4 separate regions of the Homo sapiens genome follow, and all the other regions are linked to region 1. A link is an interaction called in ENCODE POLR2A ChIA-PET data of the cell type or tissue named here. Cell type or tissue: MCF 10A. All regions are shown on one strand. Each heading gives the region's core, and the rest is flanking DNA. Links, peaks and the distances in the headings are about the cores only. Region 1 has its middle 5.8 kb from the start of CYP3A7-CYP3A51P. Region 2 overlaps CYP3A43 (cytochrome P450 family 3 subfamily A member 43). Region 3 holds the start of CYP3A5 (cytochrome P450 family 3 subfamily A member 5). Region 4 holds the start of CYP3A43 (cytochrome P450 family 3 subfamily A member 43).

Region 1 (6,261 bases), core at 519-5,518:
TCTTCTAACATGTAGGGACTTGCCTACTGAGAGCTGCACTGACTGTGTCAAGGAAGATACTATGCATTGGAAGAACACCCAAGCAACACTTGCCTCTCCCCTACTCATTTCCTGTATTAAAGCATTCATCATGTTTTTAAAGCTGTGCTGTCAGTATTGTGCTCCCAGACATTATTCTTGGTCTTGGTCAACTTTGTACCCTAAGCACATGGAGAAGAGACAAATAAGCAGATAATTATAGGACAGCTAAGGAAAAATAATCATAAAATTGTGAGAAAAATCATGTCCTTATCAACAATGAAAGACGTTTCTTCTTTCTTGGTCTGGTTTCATTGGATCAAAGTTAAATCTCAACATTCAGAGAAGCATTAGGCTCAGATATCAGCATGAGTGGACAGGCTGTCCAGGGACTCAGTGATGCAAGGAACACCTTCACTCCGATATTTTCATCCTTTTATATTGGTAGTCCAAGTGGTACCTCTCTTCTGGGAAGCTTGTTCTGACTTCCAGTGGCCAAGTGAATTACTCGTGGTAGGCAGAAGCAACATTGCTCTGGAATGATTTGTGTATTAGATTCAAATTTCACAGGTCATGATCTTGAGGATGTAAACCAAAAAAAAAAAAAAAAAAAAAAAAGACAGATTATCTCTCTGTAACTCAGCTCTCAAGTCCCCATTCTTCTCAGTAGGGGAAAACTTGATTTTGCATGTTGGGGTGACCACGTGGTATCTAAGTTTTGTTTTTATTTATTTATTTTTGAAATTGTTTTGAGGCAGGGTCTCACTCTGTTGCTCAGGCTGGAGTTCAGTGCTGTGGTTATAGCTCACTGTAGCTTCCACCTCCTGGGTTCAAGTGATCCTCCTACCTCAGCCTCCTTAGTAGCTGGTACTACAGGTATACCACCATGCCCAGCTAATTTTTAGTACAGATGGTGTCTAGCTATGTTGCCCAGGCTCGTCTCAAATTCCTGGCCTCAAGTGATCCTCCTGCTGCTGTCTCCTAAAGTTCTGAGATTTCAGATAGGAGCCACCACACCTGGCCTTTAAGTTTTGGTGGCTGGAGGAGGGGATTAGCAATGCTTTCGGGCCTCATGCTTAGGGGTGGTGTTGAGGAGAGTGACAGGTCCATGGACATGTACTCTAGGCACTGGAGGAGGTAGGTGTCTCACTTCGATGCCACTGTATGTTGGTTAGTCTGTATGCCTGCTGTGTTCAGGGCATGTGGCAAGCACTAAATATTAAAGAATCAAAATCCTTGTCCTGATGAAGCTATCTCTCTAATAGGACAAAGAGATACTAAACAGTGACAAAAATAATACTGAATTACAAATTGGGAAAAATGCTATGAAGTAAAAGAACCCTTTACTTAAGCTCCCAGTGATATCAGACACAGTTGATCCTTCTTTCTTTCCTTAAACTCTCTCTCTCTTTGAAAGACATGAATACAACAGAATCAACAAGACTTGACAGATGGGAAGTGTGAGACCTTGGATATTCCTGGATCTGTTTCCTCATCTGTCCATGGGGGAAATTGACCAGAATTGGCCTATGAAGACCAAGGTCCTCCTTGTCCCAATCAGAAGACCCCTGCAGGACTGCCTGCCTCTCAGCCTCTGTGTCCCTCTAGGAGTTTTGAAGACATTCCCTGTCCTCTATTCTCATTCTCTTATAGATCACTTAGGGTCCACCAGGTCTTCCAGCCCAATCAAAGACCAACAGCTCCTACAGGCAGGAGAAGAGCAAAGGTGGGATAGGATGCAACTGGGAGAAGATAACCACCCATTTAGGCCCTGAACTTTAAATTATGGATGGGTTTCTTAACTGAGATTGCAGTGAAAGGGTTTCACACATTCTCACACCCACTCACACTCAGCTTTTACTCAAGGAAATGATAGTGAATACGTGTCATGCTAAGTATTTACCCTGCATTAACTGATTCAATCTGTCTAACAACCCATGGTATTGATGTTGTTATGATCCCTATTTTACAGATGAGCAAACTAAGCCACAGGAAGGTTAACTGACCCATCCAAGGTTACGTCACTAATTGCTCTAGCAGAGCCAGGATTCATATGTAGATTCTGTAGCTGGAGAGCCCAGGGTCATAATCTTTTGACATAAGCCCAGCCTTGCCCAAGGACACACAGAGTTAGTGGGGAACTAGCAATGCAGCTCAGGCCTTCTGAATGGGTAGTGGCCAGAGCTCTGTCCCATATGCTGGGACAAAATGAAGTCCCAAAGCAAACTTGTCAGTGAGGACTGGGGTGAAGCAATGTCCTTTCTTCTCCCTGCCTGCCCTTGCCCTGAAGTATATGCACTTCTGTAGACTTTACAACAAAAAAGAAGAGGAGCTCTCTCTCTCCTGCCACCTTGTGAAGAAGGTGCCTTCTTCCACTTTGCCAACTGCCATGATTGCAAGTTTTCTGAGCCTCCCCAACCATATGGAACTGTGACTCAATTAAACCTTTCTTTGTAAATTAAAAAAAAAGAAGAGGAGGAGGACTTAATCATAACTGTTTTCTTTCTACTCTATTCTGGAGTGTCTATTTCTTGATAAAGTAACCACCAACATCTCCATGGCACTTCATAATTTATACAGTTCTTTCCCAACTCTCCTAATATCAGCAAGAAAACTTTGTAAGATGAGTAGTATTAGGATGATTTAACTCATGCTTTATAGATGTGGAAACAGATAGTTAGAAATAGACTTCAGACGTGACTAAGCCATGAAGCCAGGGCATGGAGCAGGACATTGTGATTTCAAATTGCATCAGTGGTGTTCTTGCTGGGATTCCAAGAAGGCTCCTAAAACAACTTGGCAGGTTGTGTCAGCCACACATGAGATAAATATTTCTCTCTACACCTCCCAGCACACTGCCAGTGTAGTTATAAAATGCTACAGAGCTGGTTATGACCATGAAAACAACATGTGCATCCTACACTTTACTAAATTGTGTATTCAGTGAGCTCATGTTTCAGCAGAAAGGGGAATGTTGCAAATAATTCTGACATGTCACAATCAGAATCATTTGTGTTTCCAGGAAAGCAAAAAGTAAAAGGTGATGAAACCAACATGTAAAAGAGAAATCAAAGAATATGAGGCAAATTTCAGAAGAGCACGTGGAAGGGAATTAATGAAACAGGAAATTGGTGAAGGAAATGAAGATTGTCATGAGATGTGTTACAAAACATCAGCAAAACCTACACCATTTCTCATACTCCTTATTTCAGTAACCTCCTAGCTTCTTTTGCCTACCCTGGGCAGTACTTATCCAGGGAATTCCCTACTCAGCCACCAGACAGCATCTCAAAAAACATGGAATCTTAAAGCATGCTTCCTTGGCTTCAGTCCCTGCAACTGTTCCTATCACTCACAGGATAAAATCTAAGTATATCTAGGAAGTAACACAAGACCCTTTCTCATCTGGCCACTGTTAGCTTCTTCAGCCTGTCTCAGTCCACTTCTCCAACTGTACACGGTGTTTTAAGCAAATGGTGCGATTGGCTACTCCCCAGGCTCTGCAAAAATGATGTGTTCGTGTCTCCTTGTGTCCACACAAGCTGTTCTTTAGCATAGACTGGGTCCAACCCAGCTTCCATCTGGTGCATTCCTAACCATCCTTCAGGAGTCAACCAGGGCATCATCTCCCCAACAAGCCTCTTTCATGACCACAGCAAGCAAATGCTGGAGAGGGTCCCGCTGGTGCTTTCTCACAGTTTTAACAGCTGGACACACAGTGGCTGTCATCCCGGGATGCTCACAGAATTCACATGCATGAGGAGCTTTTAAAAACCACAGATTCACTGTGTGTGGAGGCACAAAACTGTAATCTCAGCACTTTGGGAGGCTGAGGCAGGCAGATCATGAGGTCAGGAATTTGAGACTAGCCTGTCCAAGAGATCACAATGGCCTATATTGTAAAACCCCGTCTCTACTAAAAATACAAAAATTAGCCAGGAGTGGTGGTGGATGCCTGTAATCCCAGCTACACAGAAGGCTGAGGCAGGAGAATCACTTGAACCCAGGAGGTGGAGGTTGCAGTGGGCCGAGATCAGGCCATTGCACTCCAACCCCAGCCTGGGAGACAAAGCAGGACTCCAACTCAAAAAACAAACAAACAAACAAACAAACAAACATAAAACCCACAGGTTCCTGGGCCTACCAGAAATGAGAAAGGGTTGCCTAGGAGCCTAACAATGAGGAGGCAGGGACCATTGAGGGCCATCTGGAGAGACTCCAAAGTGTCCCATCAATCCAGTTACATGAAAAAGAAGGCATCACACCCAACTCATTCAATGAGGGCCACATGATCCAAATCTGAAAAAAATCAGGACCGCAAAGGAAGATGACATGCCAGTCTCATTCATCGGCATCAGTGCAAAAATGCTGAACACAATAGTAGCAAGCCAGAGACAGGAGTGTTCAAAGATGATACACCATGACCAAGTTGAATTTAAACCTGAGACTCAAGAATAGTTAACAGAGAAAAAGTATAAATACCAATGATCTCATCAACAGATTAAAGGAGAATGATTATAAGATCATCTCAATTGTTTTAGGAAGAGCCTTTGCTAGTTCAATAATAATATATTAATAATACATGATAATATTCAACTCCCATTCATGATATAAAAAACCTTCAACAACTAACAGCAGTGAATTTTATTAATCTGATGAAAGCATCTACCAAAAAAAATTAGAGAAAACATTATTCTCAGCAGTATAAAAGCATTATCCTCTTATACCTTCTTGTTTACCATGTGCACAAATTACCTTTCCAAAACTAGTAACATCTTTAAAAAATCCTATCAGTTAACTTACTTTTTCTGTAATTGAAAAGAATATCATAGCTTGTCCTTGTCAGAAGTCCAGCTTGTGATTCACCTGGGGTCAGCATAGGGCAAGGTTTAATAAACACTGAAATAACTAAACATTGTAATGCCTCATGGGGCTGCTTGAACTGACATGATTTCAAGGGCACTGAGAGGCTGGGGGAAAGCAGAGGGTCAGCAAGTTCATTCAGCTGAGATTATCTCAGTTTACAAACTGGAGTTTATGAACTTTAGTTGGGACATGAGTTTCATTGATTATTGGAATGAACCATCTCTCGAGAATAAACCAGCATCCAGCATCGGGCATGAAGTTCCAAGAGGACCCCAGGGAGAGATGTTACTAGGAAGCTTGCCAAATCCTGTGACTTTCCAGGGGGCCTGCCCACCCAAGTGCAGCCCATGCCTGACACCCAGCCCTCAATGCCCTATTCTGATCAGTTACATGGTTATCTCCAGAACCATGGGGCCCTCTCTATCGGTGTGAATGGGTTGTCCACTCTGCCCAGTGCTGTGACACAACACAGGGGAACAGAACCATAAGGGAAAATGTGAACAAGACCTTCAAAGAACGAGTCATGCTGAGACCCAAGGTGGGGGTACTTCACCACACAGAGGGAACTGGGGAGACACCAGGAGCTCTGGGAAGGCAGAGATAAGGGGATCTGGAACTACCTGGTGTGAAGTATTCCTAAAGGAGAGACTGTCTGCATTATCATCAACAGAGAAGTGTTTGTATAGAAGAGGGGAAGGTGAGAAGCATTTCAGGCTGTGAGAATGGTTCAGCTTTTTTTAGTAATAAAAAAATAGAGAAAGTAGAAATTGCTTTTAACTTTGTGTATTGAATAAGTAAGGAATGGCGTCCCAACCGTTTTCTTTATTATTATTATTATTACTATTACTATTATTATTATTATTGTTTAGACAGAGTCTTGATGCATTGCCCAGGCTGGAGTGCAATGGCACAATCATGGCTCACTGCCACTTCAATCTCCCAGGCTCAAGCAATCCTCCTGCCTCAGCCTCCTGAGTAGCTGGGATGACAGGCATGCATCACCATGCCTGGCTAATTTTTTGATGTTTTGTAGACATGAAGTCTGGTCTTGAACTGACTTGTCTAGGATGGTCTTGAACTTGTGGCCTCAAGTGATCCTCCTTTCTCAGCCTTTCAAAGGACTGAGATTACAGGAATGAACCAGAGGCCAGCCACTTTATTATTAACAAGGTTCAATATTTCTGGATTTTTGATAGCTGTGTTTCTTCTTTGATAAAATGTTCATGTCCACTCAGCTCTGCACCCAGTGGACTGAATAGACATCTACAGAACTCCACACCCCAAATCAACAGAATATACATTCTTCTCAGCATCACATCACACTTATTCTAAAATTGACCACATAATGGGACATAAAGCATGCTCAGTAAATGTAAA
Region 2 (6,261 bases), core at 905-5,904, 96 kb after region 1:
GAACATTTATTAAGCATTCACTCTAGCACTGGGATCATGCAGACTTCAGCTGCTTTTAGTTAATCATTGTGACTTTTTGGGGTCTCACAGAGGAGGCAGCAAAAAAGATGAGGATTGAAATGTAGTGGGATTTTAAGGAATCAGAGAGACTGATGGGGTTCAGGAGGATATTTATTAATTATTTAGGTGCACCAGCCCAGTCGGATTAACATCCAGAGGACTGAGCTCTGAACAAAGAGTTTAGTTACCTTTTAAGCATTTCGTGGGAGGGGGGAGATCTGTGGAGAGGGAAGCATACTAGAGAAGTAAGAAACAAACACAGTTATTCAATTGAGAAATGCATTACATCATTTCTTACATTTCAAGGAAAAACACGTTTTGTGACTTGAGTTTATCTGTCTAGTGACCTTGCAGCTGCACAGCTAGGGAAACAGGGTCTTTGCAATGCCTGGGAAGGGAGGAGAGATAAGGCTCACTAGCCTCAGAAAAACAGGCAGTTAGTTTTTAAAAGACTCCAGCTCTTTCTCTTTTTCAGGGGAAGTTGGGTTTTTTTCATATACAACTCAGTTTCTGCTTACGCACTCTTTAATTTCTTTTAATTCCTGTTCCATTGTCCCCTTTGGTGCTTTTTACAACAGAAGTGTTAATAGAAAGCACCACTATTTGCCACCTCCTCGCGGAGCTGAGCTTTTTCTTCTACCGGCAGCAGCTGATATCTGGTTAATGCCACAACTGTGCGGTAGCGTGTCAGGCTACTATTGCCTCTATAGTTGACTGAATACTCCTAATAAACAGGGGTAAAAGGCAAGGGAGGATGAGGCAAATGCCAAAAATAAGCAAGAACTCACTAATGAGGGTTTTGAATTCTCCAAAGGCTGACAACCATCCTCCAAATAAGGAATCCAGGGACCACCTGGACCAAGTCTGAACTAGAACATGTGCCATCTTGCACATTCTAGCTGTGATTTTCATGACAGCTAGGCCATTATCATCGATTTCTAAGCAACAATTGGTTAAATTAAATTTTTCACATACTCTTCCTTCTGAGGCTAAGAGGAAATCTAAAGCCAGCCTATTTTGATATATAGCATTTCTCATTTGTGTTGCTTGTATTGCCAATAAATCTAGTGCCCTTGATGTTTTATTGGTTATAATTTCAAGGACTGCCCGCAACCTTATGATGCAGTTGAGCATATAGATGGGGGTACGGTACCCCCATGACCTTTCTTGCACCTAGGTAGCTGGCCTATAGTATTTAATGATTCTTTCAGGAGGCCATTTGTTATCTTTCCAGTCTCCTATGTCCACATCTTTTTTGATATTTGTGTTTATTTTTGTGATTATGCCTCTTCTAGTTCTTTTATTTTCATCATAAACTGGATATCCTAAGAGTTCCCCTGGCTTTAGAGGAATTAGAAAGAAGGATGGCTTGATTGTTTCTAACACACATTCCCCTGTCCATTTAGTCAGCAGCTGATATGCCTGTGCTCCACAGGTCCAATATAGGCCAGAGGGTGCTTTCTAAGCATTTGGAGCCTCTAGCCGATGCCAAGTGCGGCTTAGAATAGACAGTGGAGGGAAAGGGTTTTGATCTTGTAAGTAGGAGTTGTTCTGGGCATTTCTTCAATAGAGTTTTGTTTTTAGTCTCATCATAATACTGTTGCCCTAGGCAGATTGTTTCTCCTACTGCCCCTGTGAAAGCCTTTCCTCATTGGGCAATACAGTACTTTCCAATTATGGAGGTTTTTAACAACCAAACACTGGTTGAGGCTGTTGGTTCACTGGTAGGGTTAAGCGAAGTGAAGTTATTTTGTGGCATTAATTCCTTTGCCTCCCATGGCCACTGGTCCCCCATATTAGTTCCTCCACATACATAGCATGAGGAAATTCCTAAGCTGCCAGCTATGTTTTCAGCTAGTTGAGCAAATAAGTTTTTGGTTGATGGGGGAAGCTCGGGCACCGGCTGATCAAAATGCTTATAGAATGACTTATGAACCCAGAATTGTGGGGTTGGACACATCTGAGTTCTTCTAGTCTTTTTGACAATCAGTAGTGGAATTCTAAGGCCTGCTCCTTGCCTATCAACTCTTAATAGTGCTGTCTGTCCTGTAGACCAAAAAGGTAGCTCTGGCTTTAAGATAGTAAAATTTAAAGGATTGCATGTCTTTGTCTTACGATCTGGTTTGGTTGACATACTACTTAGCAGAACAGTCTTCCCTGAATATAGGTGTTGGTGTTGTGTCAGTGTAGACCACTTAATGTTACAGTCTGGGCATCCGATTTGTCATTCTCTGTACAGATGTTTAGGACTGCTGCTGATAAGCCTCTCGTGTCAAACCATTGCAGACTGCTTCTGGTTTTTTAGGATTATGAACATATGCGGTATGGTAGGCATCAAAATACAAGGAAATAGGCCTGTTATAGAGGGGAAGGGCTTCTTTGGTTTGAGCTATAAGCTCTCCTTCTTTTTCTCCCTCTGATTTAACATGTACCTCAAGCCAGAATTCATAGGGTGAGAGCTTAGGGTCATAACATACATATAGCTGATTATTTCCTGGGTCACAGACTGAATAGGTGGTCTGGTTGTATGTGCAGGTTTCTAACTTGGTTCCTGCACATTCATAGTAGTTATGGTACAGTAGAGTTTTGACTATGGTATTCCTTACCCAGGTAGTGTGTACACAGTGTGGGCATCCTTCTAGAGATTTCTCCCCTTTTAGTGTAGGCAGAAATGGTAACAACATTAGCGTATGTAATAGAAACATGCTTACACTACACGTGGGAATGGCAAACCTTCCTCTGGGCATAGACATTTGCAGCATTTGCAGTAATAACGTAACAACAGAACAATCAGTACTGACAGAATTATAACTAGGCTTGTAAATTGTATCCACATTTACTTATCCAGAGATGGTACTCTTAGCTTCGGCTGTGCATAGACTAGTCAGCTTCCGAGATGTAACTAGAGCAGAGCTTGCAGGAATCCCCAAAGATCAGCCGAAATCAATTATTCAGGCCCCACCTGAGGAAAGGGAATGTCCATCCCCATGTGTGCCAGTATATCTGTCTTTGGTCAGAATAAGGCAGGAAGCAGAGTCAGGAGCACCCGAAAAGTCAGGCTTGGAAGAAAGTGAGGCTCAGTCCTTTGGATGTTAATCTGACTGGCCCAGTGTACCTAAATAATTAATAAATATCCTCCTGAACCCCATTGGTCTCTCTGATTCCTTAAAATCCTGCTATAAAATGTAATTATTGCCATCAGAGTTTCTGTTGTTATTTATTGCCTCCATGTTACCTCCCTCCCTTGAACATTCCAGTTCCTGAGGTAATGTCTGGCCAACCCCTTATCTATAAAGTTACAATTTCTGTAACCTGGCTTTCTCTTTTATTTTATAGTTATGGGACCCATTCACATAAACTTTTTAAGAAGCTGGGAATTCCTGGGCCAACCCCTCTGCCTTTTCTGGGAACTATTTTGTTCTACCTTAGGGTAAGTGTTATTTGAGCTCCCTCTTTTGCTTCTTATCGATGCAAACCCAAGCTTAGTCCTATCAGTAAAAATGCTCCTCCTCAGGAGGAATTTCCAATGTTTTACACTTTCAGAAATGGTGTGTATGCTCCACCCAGAGCAGGGCCAGGTTTATACCAGGACTCTCATCTTAATGGTCAGGGGGTTTGGGTTTGCCTCAGTTGCACGGCACAGATATCTGGGGGATCAGCACTCGATGTTCAGGACTTGATGTTCAGACTTTGCGAACCATAAAGAGGACTTTCCTTTTGCCCTGTGCAGATTTTTGAGAAGCTACAGTTGTCCTTAGTATTAAGAGAAAAGCAGAAATGGGGAAATGGGAGCCCCAGTAGCGCTCATTAGCATCATGTACCACATTCAAACTTTCCTGTTTTCACCAAGAGCTTTAGTAAGCTTTTGTTTCCTTCCTCCTGTAGAGCTTTGAAAATTCAGTTCATTGGCTGGGCGCGGTGGCTCACGCCTGTAATCCCAGCACTTTGGGAGGCCGAGACGGGCGGATCACGAGGTCAGGAGATCGAGACCATCCTGGCTAACACGGTGAAACCCTGTCTCTACTAAAAATACAAAAAAAAAAAAAAAAAAAATTAGCCGGGCGCAGTGGCGGGCGCCTGTAGTCCCAGCTACTCGGGAGGCTGAGGCAGGAGAATGGCGTGAACCCGGGAGGCGGAGCTTGCAGTGAGCCGAGATAGCGCCACTGCACTCTGGCTTGGGTGAAAGAGCGAGACTGTGTCTCAAAAAAAAAAAAAAAAAGAAAAGAAAAAAAGAAAAAGAAAATTCAGTTCACTAGGCAGCTATTTACCGCTGGATAATTTGCACATACTTGAATTCTCTCAAGAACTGTTAAATTCCCTGCAGGTAGTTCCACAGTTGTGCTCCAGCTTCTTCTCCCCAGGATGTATTTTACAGATTTGAGAGGAAGAACAAGAAGGTTCTGCTTTCCTGCTGCTTTTCTTCAAAGGCAGCACCCTATGAGTGAGCCTGAGCAGGGAGTGCTTATAATGAAGACAATATGGAGGCTGTCCATCAACTTCAGATATTTAACCACAAAATGAGTTCTGTTTTTTTTTAAAAGAAAGGCAAAATTACTTAACAAAATAACTAGAAAGGGGATAATTTGACAAACTTATTCAAAATTTAATTATCTAAACAGGAGGTAATATGTGTCTCATAGTCTTCGAATTTTGACTGAGCCTTGTGGCTACCCTGGTCTGATGCTCCACCAAGGGCCTGGGGCCATGATGGAAAGTCACAAGTGCGTGTCCACATGGCCAGTAAGAAAGCCTGTGTACAGGTTGCTCTCTGACTCAGGTTTTCTGTCTTACAGACCTGAGGCTTGTTTTTCAGATTCTAATTCTCCCAACTGAGGCCTTCATTGCAAAATTACCACTTAAGAATTTCATCCTTTTTTACCCCCCGAAAAAGCAATAATTTTCTCTTCATATTTCCCAGATCGATCCTTTAGTAAATCCACATGTCCTGGGCTATATGTTGCCTAGTTAGAACATCAAAACTGAAACAAGGAAGCAGGAAAGTTTGTTTTTAAGTGTCAGAAGTGAAAACTCTGAGTGAGTATTGTAATGTGCTGTGTCTGACATCTAGAGGTGGCATTTCCCACACTTATTATGTGTTAAGCTGGAAAACTGGAAAGTGAGTCCACTCTGTCATTTGCCCACTCACTCATTTTCTCGCTCAACAAAATGCCTTGGACTTTTATTTAAATCTGCTAGACTAAAAGTGGTCCCTGATGTTTTTGACTTTCTAATTCAGCTAGAATTCTAGAGAGAATACATGAGATAAATGAAAAGGATGCTGAACAAGGAGATAAAAGATTGCACATTCCCTTGAGACACTCACTCACTTTCCGTCAGCCTCGGTTTCTTCATGTTCCCATGGTGGTGATAATTCAGGGGTTTATGAGATTGCAGAGACAACATATGCAGAAATGAAAACACATCAGAAAGACAATGAGTTGCTTAGTGTTCATAGACAGAAGTAAGTCATTCAATATCTACACTAGTTAGAGAAAATTTAAAAGTGACTTTAAATTCTCCATTTCAAATATCTTCTGTATTTTCTCTCCTTTTCCTTAAGAGGTCTCTGAATAAGATTCCCAGCTGGGCGTGGTGGCTCACGCCTGTAATCCCAGCACTTTGGGAGGCTGAAGCAGGAGGATCACCTAAGGTCAGGAGTTCGAGACCAGCTTTGCCAACATGGTGAAACCCTATTTCTACTAAATATACAAAAATTAGCTGGGTGTGGTGGCGGGCCCCCATAATCCCAGCTACTTGGGAGGCTGAGGCAGGAGAAGAGCTTGAACCCAGAAGGCAGAGGTTGCAATGAGCCAAGATCGCACCATTGCACTCCAGCCTGGGCAGCAGAAAAAAAGGAAAAAAAAAAGATTCCCTCTAACTGCCAGTAAATGGTAGCAAGCCTAATGGTAGCAAGTCATTGGATTTGACTTTTTTGCCCTGGTTAAATGTAGCGTTCAGTACATTCGAAATAATACTTGAATTGTATTTTGTTTCTTCTGCCAGGGTCTTTGGAATTTTGACAGAGAATGTAATGAAAAATACGGAGAAATGTGGGGGTGAGTATTCTGGAAACTTGCATTGGATAGAGCTGTTGCTATGCTGAGTTATTTTACTGCAGAGAGAACAATCTCAGCCCAGATTTTGTTTGGATAATGCTATTGTCAACCTAAGTAACAAACAGAGAGAGGCTATCTAAAAGAA
Region 3 (6,261 bases), core at 13-5,012, 62 kb before region 1:
CCTTATGTCTGTTTAGTAAGTGGACTCTTCGCTGATTTGGGGACTCTCATCCTAGGTAGAAAGAGTAAGATTTTTTTTGTCTTTTGCACTGATGATGAGATTTTGCATCACTGTATGCACTCAATCACAGAGGGTCACTGGGAGCCTATGGTGACACTGCCCTTACAATTTGCTCAGAAATGTTTATGCTTTTTCTTCCCTCTAAGCTCTGACCCTGTTTTAGGATCTAGCCCTTCTTAAACGTTCATTCACAGAGAGGCCTTGGAGGAGTCATGGAGTCCTTATTTCTACAGATTGACAACTGTGTTCATGGCTTCTATTGGCCTTATAGAAATGTGGGCAGCTTTCAGGTACACCTCAGTCTCTGTGGTCAGATGATCTGGTTGATTTGAGCTGTTGAGGAGGATGGTTGATCCATATGTCCTTGAATGATTGTGTGCAGAAGAACCAGCAACTAATACTTCTCAGGTCATACTCACCTGAGAAGCACAGTGCCAGGCACACTCATCTTTTTCAAGGTGGTCAACCAGAAAGCAGTCAGTTCACTGCCTCTGTACGTGAAGTATCTCTGAGGAAAAACCCATTAAGCCTGGTGTTCACTATGGCAGGCCTGCCTGGAACTCATCTTTCATGAGTCATGTGCAAACTCCTCCAACTGATGGTTCTGGATCCTTGCAGACCTTCCCCCTCCGGTGTGACTGAGGGATGGAAAACTGGAGGAAGAAGAGAGGCTGAAGGAAGAGGTTGCCAGACACTGATTCAGCTGTGAAGCTGCTAGCCCCACACAGTTGGCTCCAGAGAGGCAAACTACAAAAATGTGGCTGAAAAAGATGATGTGCATAAAAGAATCCACATGCCTCATATGTACTTTCAGCTAAAAGACACAGAGGGACCTTCCAAAGTCCAGGTACTTTCCTGTTGATAGCAAATGGTGCAGTATGGCATATAAGATAAGTAATGATAAAACGTCCCGGAGAGTTGTATTAAGACCTTGTTTACTCCTCTTTAGAGGTTAGCCTTCAAGGCAGTATAGGTTCCAAACATTTTGTAAACATCCAGTGACTTATAAAATGTGATAAAATAAAACTGAGAAATTACATGAAGGGCAGGGTTTGGAGGACTCAGCAGGGGCAGCATGAGCAGGCCCAGTCATACATTTGGTTCCCTGCCCCAGAACAGTTAGTGGAAGTGCGTGCACCACCTGCCAAAGCCAGGGTGGCCTTGGGTATTCCCACTTCAGTTCCCTCCTTTGTTGTCACAGCCATGTCAAATCAATGACACTAATCTCTGCTCCTGAACTTTAAACACATTACCTGACCTCTCAGGTGAGGACAAGCTATTGAGTTAATGTGTCAGCAGCATTGGCCCCCAAGGAAAGATCTTGGTGAGTGTCTAGATTCACATGGTACCATGTCAAGGCAGATGCTGTGCTGGGCGAACTCTTTAGTTTCTTTCCAGCTCCCCTCTGGTAGAGTAATGCAGCCTTTGGGTCCAGTGAAGAGACTAACAGAAAAGCCAGTCATCTATTGCATGTAATTGTGTTGGCCTAAGGAGGGCCTGGTCTACACTGCATTTTCTGACTCCTGGGCTGCACCAGCATTGTCTAAGGCTAAGGCATTGTCTGCCTGGCTGCCCGAGTCTGTAGTGACCGGCCCACAACATGGCAGACCACACACAGAGTGACACAGATGGTGCCCCTGTGTCCAGGCTTGAAGCAGATGAGATGCCAACCTGTTTGCCCTTTGAGTGACCTCCACGGTGGGGCCAGGACCCATGAATATCTCTTTGGAGTTCTACCCTGAGAGCTGAGGAATATTTTCTCACTTCATATGGATCCTACCTGGAAGCCTTTGCTATCGTCACTGGCTCACAGTCTTGCTTACTCCCCTGTCCTGAGAGTTTAAGACAATCTGCTAAGCAGGTATATTCGAAAAGGAGTTATTAAAATAAATGGCCGGACAGGTATATTTGAAAAGACGTGCAGTCTTGTCTTAGAGGTATACATTTGTGCATTAGACTCATATTCCTGACATTCAGGAAAGGTGACATTATTTTACACACACTTATTGTCACAAATACTGAACTAACAGCCCTGTTTTACCATCCAGAAGGAACATGCTGGAAATAGTCTATCTCCAAAAAATTCTGGTTTAAAAATGAATGAATTTAAACCATATCAATTCATTTAAAAATGTTAGACAATGGAAACCATGTTGCCACAACTCACTGAATTCCTAAGCTTTCTGTGAAAGAATTAAAATGAGGTTTATAGTGTCTATTTTCATGTCATTGTGGTTCCCTGCTCTTAATAAAAGTCAAATTGAGGTAGAAGTTAATGGGACAGGTGGAGCCTCCACTACCCACAGTGGAAAGTAACTCTTCTCTCCACCTGCTCTAGGATGCCAGGAATCCCACCAGTGAGAGGGTTTGCCCTCCTGTACTGTAACATAAAGGGGAAAAATATGTAAAATCCAAATTGGCTTTCATGGCTCCTGCCTTTTCAGGCTGCTAGTAGATTCCCATTAGGTGAGAAACAAAGCTCTATATTAATCCTAGCCTCCCAGAGACGGGAGGAAAAAGATTAAAGCAAAGAATAAATCCTCGAAACTTCCTCCAGGTCTCCTTTGCTCTAGAGGTTAATCATTGCAAGATAAACCATCCTGTGTATGACAGGGTGGAGGAGTGACTCATAGGAGGGAGGGGATTTTCAGGGGCATGGCACAGGAAAGAGGGAAGAGCCAGGGGACAGCTTCCCATGAAGTCTTGGTGTCCCCTGGTGCGTTATGTAAATGATATCCTGGGTTGGAAGGCGGGGGAGCAGGAACCAGGTCTACAGGGGCAATACAGCTACACATCCCTTCCAGCAGACACAGAACCCAGAAAGCGAATTAATGAGACAAAAATGCAAGCCACTCCTTCCTGTACCCAGAATCCCCAGAGCCTGGGAAGGGGATGAGGATCACACTGTCCATCATGATCAGCAGTTTGTAATCTGCCGCTGCCATGTTTTCATTGATTAGTCTTCGTCAGATCTAAGCTAATCAAATCATTCCCACTACCAAATGCTGTCCCTAAACCCTCCTAGTCACCAAAATTAGAAGGTGGATGGGAGAAATGCTTATTTATTCATTCATAGATCTGCATAAGATAATAATAACTTCTATGCGTTTGTAGCGTCCAACACTTCAGCTACTTCTCCTTGAACATCTCTTTTGATCTTCAAAACAGATAAGGGAAAAGGGGCCCGATTAGCACCCCAAGTCCAAGGAAACAAAGAGAGGAGTTTGGACAGTTACTCACAGATAGAGGAGCACCAGGCTGACAGCCAGGAGAAGCCAGGTTTCCACCGCCAAATTTGGGATGAGGTCCATCGCCACTTTCCTTCTTCAACTGTGTTCTGTGAGTCTTCCTTTTAGCTGAGTGCTGCTGTTTGCTGGGCTGTTTGCCTGGAGCTTCCCTGCCCTGCACAGCAGTCTTCAGCCAAGCTGCTGAAAGATTTATGTGCTGGAGAAGGAGGCAGGGCTATAGCTGCAGCCAATAGCAAAGAATCGCACACACCCCTTTGCTGACCTCTTTTGAGTTCATGTTCTATGAGGAATCATGAAAAGCTTAATCAGTGTTATCGGGGAGTCCAAGGGTTCTGGGTTCTTATCAGAAACTCAAGTGGAGCCATTGGCATGAAATCTATTAACCCTCCTCTCACCTGCCCCTCCATGGCTGCCTTCATTCTAGAATAATTGAAATCCATCCTCACAAGCCACACCTACACATCTTTACCCACGAAATTCCCTCTGCCTGGAGTGTACCTGTGCCCTCTAGATGACTCCTACGTATCCTTCCAAGCCCAGCCAGACAGACCCCTTCTGCTAAAATTTTTCCTTACCAACCTCCTCACACAAATGTAACCATTTCCTCCTCTGGGTGCCTCCTATCCCCCTCACACAGTCCTATTGTCCTCTTTTCTCTCTACCACCATTGTAAGTTTCTATGCCTGTTTCCCTTAGCAGAGGTGAGCTCCTCAAGGGCACAGTCTGGTATTATTTACTTTCATGACCCTGGTTCCTAGCAGGGTACTGTACACATGGTGGGTAACCAGGAATGTTGGTGGAGTTGTCTTGGGTGAGATTGCTGGGCGTCTCATCCCCTCTGACTCTGTGGTGATAGCAATAGACTAATGGTTGCTTGGGACTCAAATGCAGCCACACTGTGTCCCAACTAATAAAGTTGGTCTTGTTCTGCAAAGGAAAATAATAGAAATCATGTTCTGCCACTTAATTCCTCATAAGGTAACATAACATGAAGAGACTTACCTGTTGAGAGTTGTACTGAATCTGTCAAGGAAGATACTGTGTATCAGAAGAACACCCAACCAGTTTGTGCCTCTCATCTATTCATTCCTGTATTAAAGCATTCATGATGTATTTTAAAAGCTGTGCTCCCAGTACTTGGGTACAACACTGACTAAGGCCCAGACATTAGCTCAGTTGTTTTGATTTGTAGATCCCACAAGTATGTGAGAACTTGCAATATCTGTGTTTCTGTGCCTGGCTTATTTCACTTAACATGATGACCTCCAGTTCCATCCATATTATTACAGATAACAGGATCTCATGCTTTTTTCATGGCTGAATTGTGCTCCATTGTGTATAATTGGAGTACTTTCTTTATCCATTCATCTGTTGATGGACACTTAGGTTGCTTCCAAATCTTGGCATTTGTGAATAGTGGCTATTGTGAATATTGGAGTGATGTTATCTCTTCAATATATGATTTCCTTTCTTCCAGGTATATACCCAGCATGGGGATTTCTGGATATTGTGGTAGCTCTATTTAATGTTAATTTTAATGTTTTGAGGAACCTCCAAATTGTTCTCTATAGTGGTTGCACTAATTTACACCAACAGTGTACAAGGGTTCCCTTTTCTCCACATTCTCGCTGGCATTTGTTGTTGCCTGTCTTTTGGATAAAAACCATTTTAGCTGGGGTAAGATGATATCTCATTGTGGTTTTGATTTGCATTTCTCTAATGACCAGTGATGTTGAGCACCTTATCATATGCCTATGTGGCATTTGTATGTCTTCTTTTGAAAAATGTCTATTCAAATTTTGCCCATTTTTTGATTGGATTATTAGATTTTTCCTTACAGAGTTGTTTGAGCGCTTCATGTATTCTGGCTATTAATCTGTTGTCAGAGTGTGACTTTGAAAATATTTTCTCCCATTCTGTGGTTTGTGTCTTCACTTTGTTGATTGCTTTCTTTGTGGTACAGAAGCTTTTTAACTTGATCTGATCCATTTGTCCATTTTTGCTTTGGTTGCCTGTGCTTGTGGGGTAGTTCTTCAGAAAGTTTTGCCCAGACCAATATCCTGAAGAGTTTCCACAATGTTTTCTTGTAGCAGTTTCATCGTTTGAGGTCTCAGATTTCAGTTTTGTTTTTTGTTTTTTTGTTTTTTGTTTTTCTGACAGAGTCTCACTCTCTTGCCCAGGCTGGGGTGCATTGTCATGATCTCAGCTCACTGCCACCTCCGCCTCCTGGGTCCAAGTGATTCTGCCACCTCAGCCTTCTGTGTAGCTGGGACTACAGGCACGCACCAGCATGTCCAGCTAACTCTTGTATTTTTTGGTAGACATGTGGTTTCACCATGTTGGCCAGGCTGGTCTTGAACTCCTGACCTCAAGTGATACACCCGCCTCGGCCTCTCAAAATGCTGGGATTACAGGCATGAGCCACGGCACTCAGCCAGGTTTCAGTCTTTCGTCCACCTTGATTTGATTTTTGTGTCTGGTGAGATACAGGGTTCTAGTTTCATTATTCTGCATGTTAAAATCCAGCTTTCCCAGCACCAGAAGAGACTGTCTTTTCCCCCAGTGTATGTTCTTGACAACATTGTTGAAAATGAGTTCACCGTAGGTGTGTGGAATTGTTTCTGGGTTCTCTATTCTATTTCATTGGTCTGTGTCTGTTTTTATACAAGTACCATACTGTTTTGGTTATTATACCTCTGTAGTATAATTTGAAGTCAGGTAATATGATTCCTCCAGTTTTGTTCTTTTTGCTGAAGGTAGCTTTCGCTATTCTGGGTCTTTTGTGGTTCCATACAAATTTTAGGGTTTTTTTTTTTCTATTTCTTTGAAGAATGCCATTGGTATTTTGAGAGACTGCATTGAATCTGTGCATTGCTTTGGGTAGTATGGACATTTTTAACAATATTAATGCTTACAATATATAAACATGGAATATCCTTCTTTTTTGTGTCTT
Region 4 (6,261 bases), core at 793-5,792, 89 kb after region 1:
TTTTCAATCATCATGAAGGAGCCAGGGGCTCAATGGCCCCTGCTGGTACCAAGTTGCCAGGTCCCTGCAATGTTCCAGACAAAGACAGTGATGGTAAAAAGGGAAAAGTGGAGGTAGAATGCAAGTGCAGCAGCAGGAAGATATGGGACTCTCCATTTTAGGGTCTTCAAGTTTTTCAGATTTTCTGAGACATGGGTTAACTCTTCAGGTTAGTCTCCTAGTAAAACACAGCCAAAGTCCCAATTGTGTTTGAAACTTTCAAAAATGCAGATTGAAAGAAAGCCTCTTACTGTCTTTGAGAAGTCCAGACTCCTCTTATCCTCATTGCATGCTTCGGAGTTCAATTTAGGTGTATCTCTCACATCCATTTCTGTCGAGCCTTTACCTTTAAATTTTAAACTTGAAAAACTGCCAGAGTACCTGATAGTGATTGATCAGAGACAGAGCCACCGAATTACCCGATGGCAGGCCTTAGAGACCATGGCCTTAGGACCTAGGTTATGCATAGCCCTCACCTTAGGAAGGGGTCCCTTCAAGGGCAAATAAAATGCGATAGTCCTTGCAACACTGAAGCATGGAGTATCCTGTGAGGCATGAACTTGCTTGATGCAGCATGAATGCACCCCAAGAAACATGGGCATGCCCCTCCAAGTGCAAGCATACCCCACAAGTGGGTAGCCATAGAGCCAGAAGGGCAGGTTCCCTGAAAAAAATAAAGACCTCAAGACCTCATCCTAAATGTGAGATCTTGGATGTAAGAGGATTTACTGATTTTTCCACAAAACAGCCAGGCCAGGAAGATAACTGAGCTTAGAGGACTCTTGCTGGTGCCAATGCATTGATTAGTCCAGATGACAAGGGAGAGGATCTTGAGAGCCAATTTTGATCCCTTCCTCATCACCAGGAAATATGAGTAAAGATTGTGGGATCTGTGGAGGACAGAGGGAGAGCTTCATTTTCTATAAAACACAGTCTGCAGATTGAGGAGATGCAGCCTCGGAGGTGGAGAGCTATAAAGTCAAAAACCACAGAGCAGGATAGAGGAGTCAGAGGAGTGAAGAAAAGAGTCTTGATTAGACAGCCTTTAAGCCCCAAGTCACATGTCTCTTAATTGGCTGTTCCTAGGTGGTCAGTTAGTTCTTACCACATGATCTGTTGGTGAGCAGTTGGAAAATTCCCAGGTACAGATTTTTTCAGAAAATGTTATTTGACTTGGCTACAGAAAAATAGGTTTTGCAACACTTACTAAGAACACAGAGAACATGACCATCACCTAAACCTGCCATGGCCTCTTGGGTTTGTTTTTGCTTTTGAGGCACAGGGAGTCCTTCTTGTCTGTTTACCTGGAGGCATGATTTGGCAACCTAGATAACAAACAGAGATAGGCTTTCTAAAAAGAATTATTTTTATTTGGGAATAAAGCATTGCAATGGGAATATGCGTGCCAAGGTAAACTATGTGCTTATTCAGGTAGGTAAAGTAAGACAAAGTTTAAAAAAATAATGAGAAGGATTACATATTTGTTTTGGAATGATTATCCTTGGCTATAAAGATCAATAACAAGACTGACATCAGTTTGAGGTTGGACAGGCAGTTGCTGGGCAGATGTTCTTGCAGAAGTATTTTTCTTTAGGTTCCTGAGAATCTATAACCTTTGGGCTTACCAATAGCAGTGACTGATTTGTTTACTGATTGTTCACAGAATAGGAAATCAAAGGAGGCCAAAATAAGGACAGCCATAATTATTTGCCAATTGTCAATTTGAAAAGGGTACCCAAATCCCTCCATATGAGGAGTAGCATAAGTGGCTTTTCTACTGGCTGCCGCTGTAGACCCACCTCCTTCTCCAGCACATAAATATCGCTGTTAACATTAACTAAATCACCTCTGGGCAGAGAAACAAAGCTCTATATGCACAGCCCAGCAAAGAGCAGCACACAGCTGAAAGAAAAACTCAGAAGACAGAGCTGAAAAAGAAAACTGGTGATGGATCTCATTCCAAACTTTGCCATGGAAACATGGGTTCTTGTGGCTACCAGCCTGGTACTCCTCTATATGTGAGTAACTATGCAGGCATGTTTGCTCTTAACTCTAAGACCTGAAGTGCTAATTGGGCCCATCTTTTTCTTATTTGTTTTGAAGATAAAAGAGATAACGGAGGGGAAGTTACCTAAGTGCCAAATACTGTGAACACATAAAATATTATTAATATGTTAGGACTCCTAATACAACATTTGAAAATGTAAAATTTAGTCTGGGTGCGGTGGCTCACACCTGTAATCTCAGCACTTGGGAGGTGGAGGCAGGCCAATCACAAGGTCAGGAGTTCAAGACCAGCCAGACCAACATGGTGAAACCCCTTCTCTACTAAAAATACAAAAATTAGTCAGGCATGGTGGCACACACCTGTAATCCCAGCTACTTGGGAGGCTGAGGCAGGAGAATCGCTTGAACCCAGGAGGCAGAGGTTTCAGTGAGCGGAGATTGCACCACTGCATTCCAGCCTGGGTGACAGAGCAAGACTCCGTCTCAAAAAAAAAAATAAAACTTTGTCATACTGAGTAGTTTGAACTAAAGAAGACTGAAAGACTTCACAAATGTCTTCAGAATCTCTGACCCTCTTCTGTCTACCCATCCCCCATTCTTTCCCTCCTGAAGTGCAGGGTTGCTCTGAAGTTCTCTTATCTGACTAAGGGAAGATCTTCCAAAAAGAATGCAATTGTCTTGAGCCTCTCCAAATAATCTCATCAATCAGAAAACTAATTCACAGGAAAAGAGAAAAAGTTTGATAATACTTATTCTTTGGAGCACTGCTACCTGAGAGACTTTATCTCCACAATAAAATAACCTTTGTTCATCATGTGTTTTCTCCCTTCACCTTCCCATAACTTGTGTCAGAAACTCCCTATCAGAAGCCACTCCCTACTTTTTAGCTTACAATGCTATTTAAGCTTTACTCATTCAGTCCTTATTTTAGTCTCATATATTGTGGGCCTCCAGCACATATGCATGTAAAATTTTGTATGGATTTTCACTGTAACCACCCAAGAGATTCACCTTGCCCCCTGCCTCAACAGAGCCCATTCATCAAGACAGGGGAATTGTAATAGAGAATGAGTTAATACATGCTGCCAACAAAAAGAGCCAAACTCTGTACAATACTTGAAGAGATTTATTCTGGGCCAAATATGAGTGACCATGGCCCATGACACAGCCTTCAGGAGGTCTTAAGAACATGTACCCAAGGTGGTCAGGGTGCAGCTTGGTTTTATTCTTTTAGGGAGGCATGAGATATCAAATACATTTAAGAAATACATTGGTTTGGTCCACAAAGGCAGGAAATGTGATTTTTGCAGAATTCTTTGTGATAGAGCAGACTCCAGAGAAATTGCAACAACTTAAAGTCTTTCAGATCTGGCCCTAAGGAGCTATAGGAGAGAAAAAAAATCTGTCAGATCACCATTGCCTACCTCTACTCCAACTGGAGCTGTTTCAAAACCAACATGTAGAAATCTTTTTGTCTGGCTGCCCTGTGAACTCAGAAACTAGTCTGCTAAATGATTAACTTTTGGTCTCCTTTTGCTTTGGTAGAATGACCTCTTATTAAGTACCTGTTTAACTGCACCATATACAGACCTATCTTTCATGACAGCAGACCTGCAACATCACCTCCTGAAATGAGGCACAGCTGTTTAACTGGATTGACATTGCTAGGAATGTGAGACTGGTTTATACTGGTTTAATGTGATTCCTTGCGACTCAGCTACCAATTCAATTGTCCTCTCCACAAGCATCAACTCAGCTTTAGTATGTACATTTTCTAGGGAAGTTTATGACAGGGGAAAGTTGGGGCTCCAAAAATGAAACCCCAAAATATGGCACTTAAGCATGTTGAGGACTTTGAACCAAAGGAAATTGAAAGGTCTCAGAAAGTCTTCAGAACCAAGCTAACTCTTATGTTCTCCTGTCTCCCAACCCTGCTATTTCTCCCAAAATATAGGAAGGGGCTTTCTCTGAAGTTCTCATACCTAAAGGAAGATCCTCCTAAAAAAAAGCAATGGTCTTGAGCCCCCTCCCTATAATCTCATGAAAAAGAATCTTAGCAGGGCCAGGCATGGTGGCTCATACCTGTAATTCCAGCACTTTGGAAAGCCGAGGTGGGTGGATCACGTGAGGTCAGAAGTTCAAGACCAGCCTGGTCAACATGATGAAACCCTGTCTCTACTAAATATACAAAAATTAGCTGGGTGTGGTGGCAGGTGCCTGCAATCCCAGCTACTCGGGAGGCTGAGGCAGGAGAATCGCCTGAACCCTGGAGGCAGAGGTTGCAGTGAGCCAAGATTGCGCCATTGCACTCTAGCCTGAACAACAAGAGCAAAACTTAGTCTAAAAGAAAAAAAAAAGAAAAAAATAATATTAGCTCACAGAAAGGGAGACTAAGGTTGATAATACTTGTTCTTTGGAGCACTGATGCCTGACAGACATTATAATAAGATGACTTTTGTTTATCATGCTTTTTCTTCCCTCACTCTCTCATGTCTTGTGTCACCCACTCCCCATCAGAAGATACTACATTTTTATAGCTCAGAATGCTATTTAAGCTTCAATCATCAGGCCATTCTTTGAGTATCATATCTTTCAAGGCTCCCATGCATATTCATGAGATAAATTTATAAGGATTATCTCCTATTAATTGATCTACTGTTAGTTCATTTCTCAGACTCAAATATCAAACCTCCATAGAGGAATGTTCTCTTGACCCTACAGATGTTACACAGATCCGTTGAAGAAGTAAATAAACATTATCCACCTCCTCTTCATTCAACTTCCAATTTCTGTTACTAAGAGTGTTTACTGACATCATTCAATCCTGGGGATGCTTTCTGATTGACTATGAGTTTTGATCTACCTAGACTAACAACCAGAATTTAGCATGGGCAGATAATGGATTATAAACAACTGGAAACCCAAGAGGTTATTTTCGATGTGTGAGTAGGAAAAGATCCCCAAAGAGGGAACCAAGCTAACAGCTGGGCCTGGCCAGGGTGCCACTGTGGGGTCCTTCAAACACATTCTCTTCATGCAATTTTTCAGCTTTATCACATTTTATAAGATTTATTTATTTGTACTGAATATTTAGGATCTAAGAAAAGCTAACCTATAAAGAAGAGAAATCAAGTTTCTAATTCAACTGTCTGGAATATTTTATGGTTACTTATGCTATGTAGCACAGTGAAACTTTTCTATCAACAGAAATGTTCCTGAATTTTGGAAGACCTCTCTTTCAGCTGAAAGCACATAAGGGGCATTTAAAACTATTTATGCATACCATAATTTTCAGCCACACTTTCCTAACTTACCCTTATAGGGCCTACTTTGTGGCACCAGCAGTTGCATGGTTACATCGGCGGGATGCAGCCTCTCTTTTTCCTCCAGTCTTCCATCCCTCAGTAACACCAGAGTGGGAAGTTCTGCAAGGATCCAGAACCTGCAATTGATGGAGTTCACACATAACCCATCAAAGATGAGTTGCAGGCAGGCCTGCCATAAGGAGCACCAGACTTAATGGGTTTTCCTGCAGGATAGTTGATGTACAGAAGCAGTAAACTGACTCTGTGTGACTGATCATTTTGAGAAAAAAAAAAAGTGAGCATGACTGGCATTGTGCTTATCAAGTAAGGATCACCAGTTGGAGGGCCAGATTGCACAAGAGGAGGAATGGCCTTGAAATTTATTCTTTAGTCATTGGTTCCTCTGCATAGTGCCATTCAGAGAACATATAGGTCAATCACATTTACTGTAGTTTATATCAATCAAATCATCTGACCACAGAGATTTGGGTGTAGCTGGAAGGTGCTCACATTTCTATGAAGCCAGTGGAAGCCTTGAATATGGTTGTCATTCCATAGAAATAAGAACACTATGATTCTTCCAGAGCTCCTCTGTGCAGGAATGTTTAAGGATGGCCAGATCCTAAAACAAGGTCAGTGTTTAGAGGGAAGGAAAAGCATAAACACCTCTGAGAAAACAGGAAAGAAGGTGTCAGCAAAGGGCCTCAGTAACCCTCTGTAATTCAATGGATGTAGTGATACACAAACTCATTATTAGTTCAAAAGATAAAAAAAAAAAACCTCACCTAGTGATATGGTTTGGCTCTGTGTCCCCAGCCAAATCTCATCTTGAATTGTTATCCCTATGTGTCAAGGAAGGGACCTGGTGGGAGGAATTGGATCATAGGGGTGTTTTCACCCATGCTGTTCT

What was found. Peaks named below come from ENCODE experiments on the same cell type or tissue, not always from the same donor. Only the 100,000 strongest peaks of a DNase experiment are listed, where the experiment ranks them.
Region 2: POLR2A ChIA-PET joins it to region 1 with 11 read pairs; 2 of 35 experiments call an interaction of 5 or more read pairs at or near these places.
Region 3: POLR2A ChIA-PET joins it to region 1 with 11 read pairs; 2 of 35 experiments call an interaction of 5 or more read pairs at or near these places.
Region 4: POLR2A ChIA-PET joins it to region 1 with 11 read pairs; 2 of 35 experiments call an interaction of 5 or more read pairs at or near these places.

The regions. Positions count from the first base shown.
Region 1 is chr7:99,737,895-99,744,155 of GRCh38, forward strand. It overlaps a transcript of ZSCAN25 not described here. Among named protein-coding and RNA genes, the nearest start is that of CYP3A7-CYP3A51P, 5.8 kb to the left of the region's middle. RefSeq lists a promoter at 1-212, enhancers at 1-212, 1,128-1,139, 1,854-2,366, 2,206-2,224, 3,549-3,567 and 1 more and a cis regulatory region at 4,783-6,261. In MCF 10A, for the core only: no CTCF peak of the experiment used is centred there; a DNase peak (open chromatin) is centred at 2,787.
Region 2 is chr7:99,833,057-99,839,317 of GRCh38, forward strand. CYP3A43 (cytochrome P450 family 3 subfamily A member 43) reads left to right here. Exons shown (of 13, transcript NM_057095.3): 2 at 3,397-3,490; 3 at 6,064-6,116. Among named protein-coding and RNA genes, the nearest start is that of CYP3A43, 8.2 kb to the left of the region's middle. In MCF 10A, for the core only: a CTCF peak has its summit at 5,121; no DNase peak of the experiment used is centred there.
Region 3 is chr7:99,676,526-99,682,786 of GRCh38, forward strand. It overlaps CYP3A5 (cytochrome P450 family 3 subfamily A member 5), which reads right to left and starts at 3,471. Exons shown (of 13, transcript NM_000777.5): 1 at 3,301-3,471. The coding sequence starts at 3,371. It also overlaps a transcript of ZSCAN25 not described here. RefSeq lists promoters at 3,391-3,556, 3,424-4,162. In MCF 10A, for the core only: no CTCF peak of the experiment used is centred there; no DNase peak of the experiment used is centred there.
Region 4 is chr7:99,826,130-99,832,390 of GRCh38, forward strand. It overlaps CYP3A43 (cytochrome P450 family 3 subfamily A member 43), which reads left to right and starts at 1,884. Exons shown (of 13, transcript NM_057095.3): 1 at 1,884-2,057. The coding sequence starts at 1,987. In MCF 10A, for the core only: no CTCF peak of the experiment used is centred there; no DNase peak of the experiment used is centred there.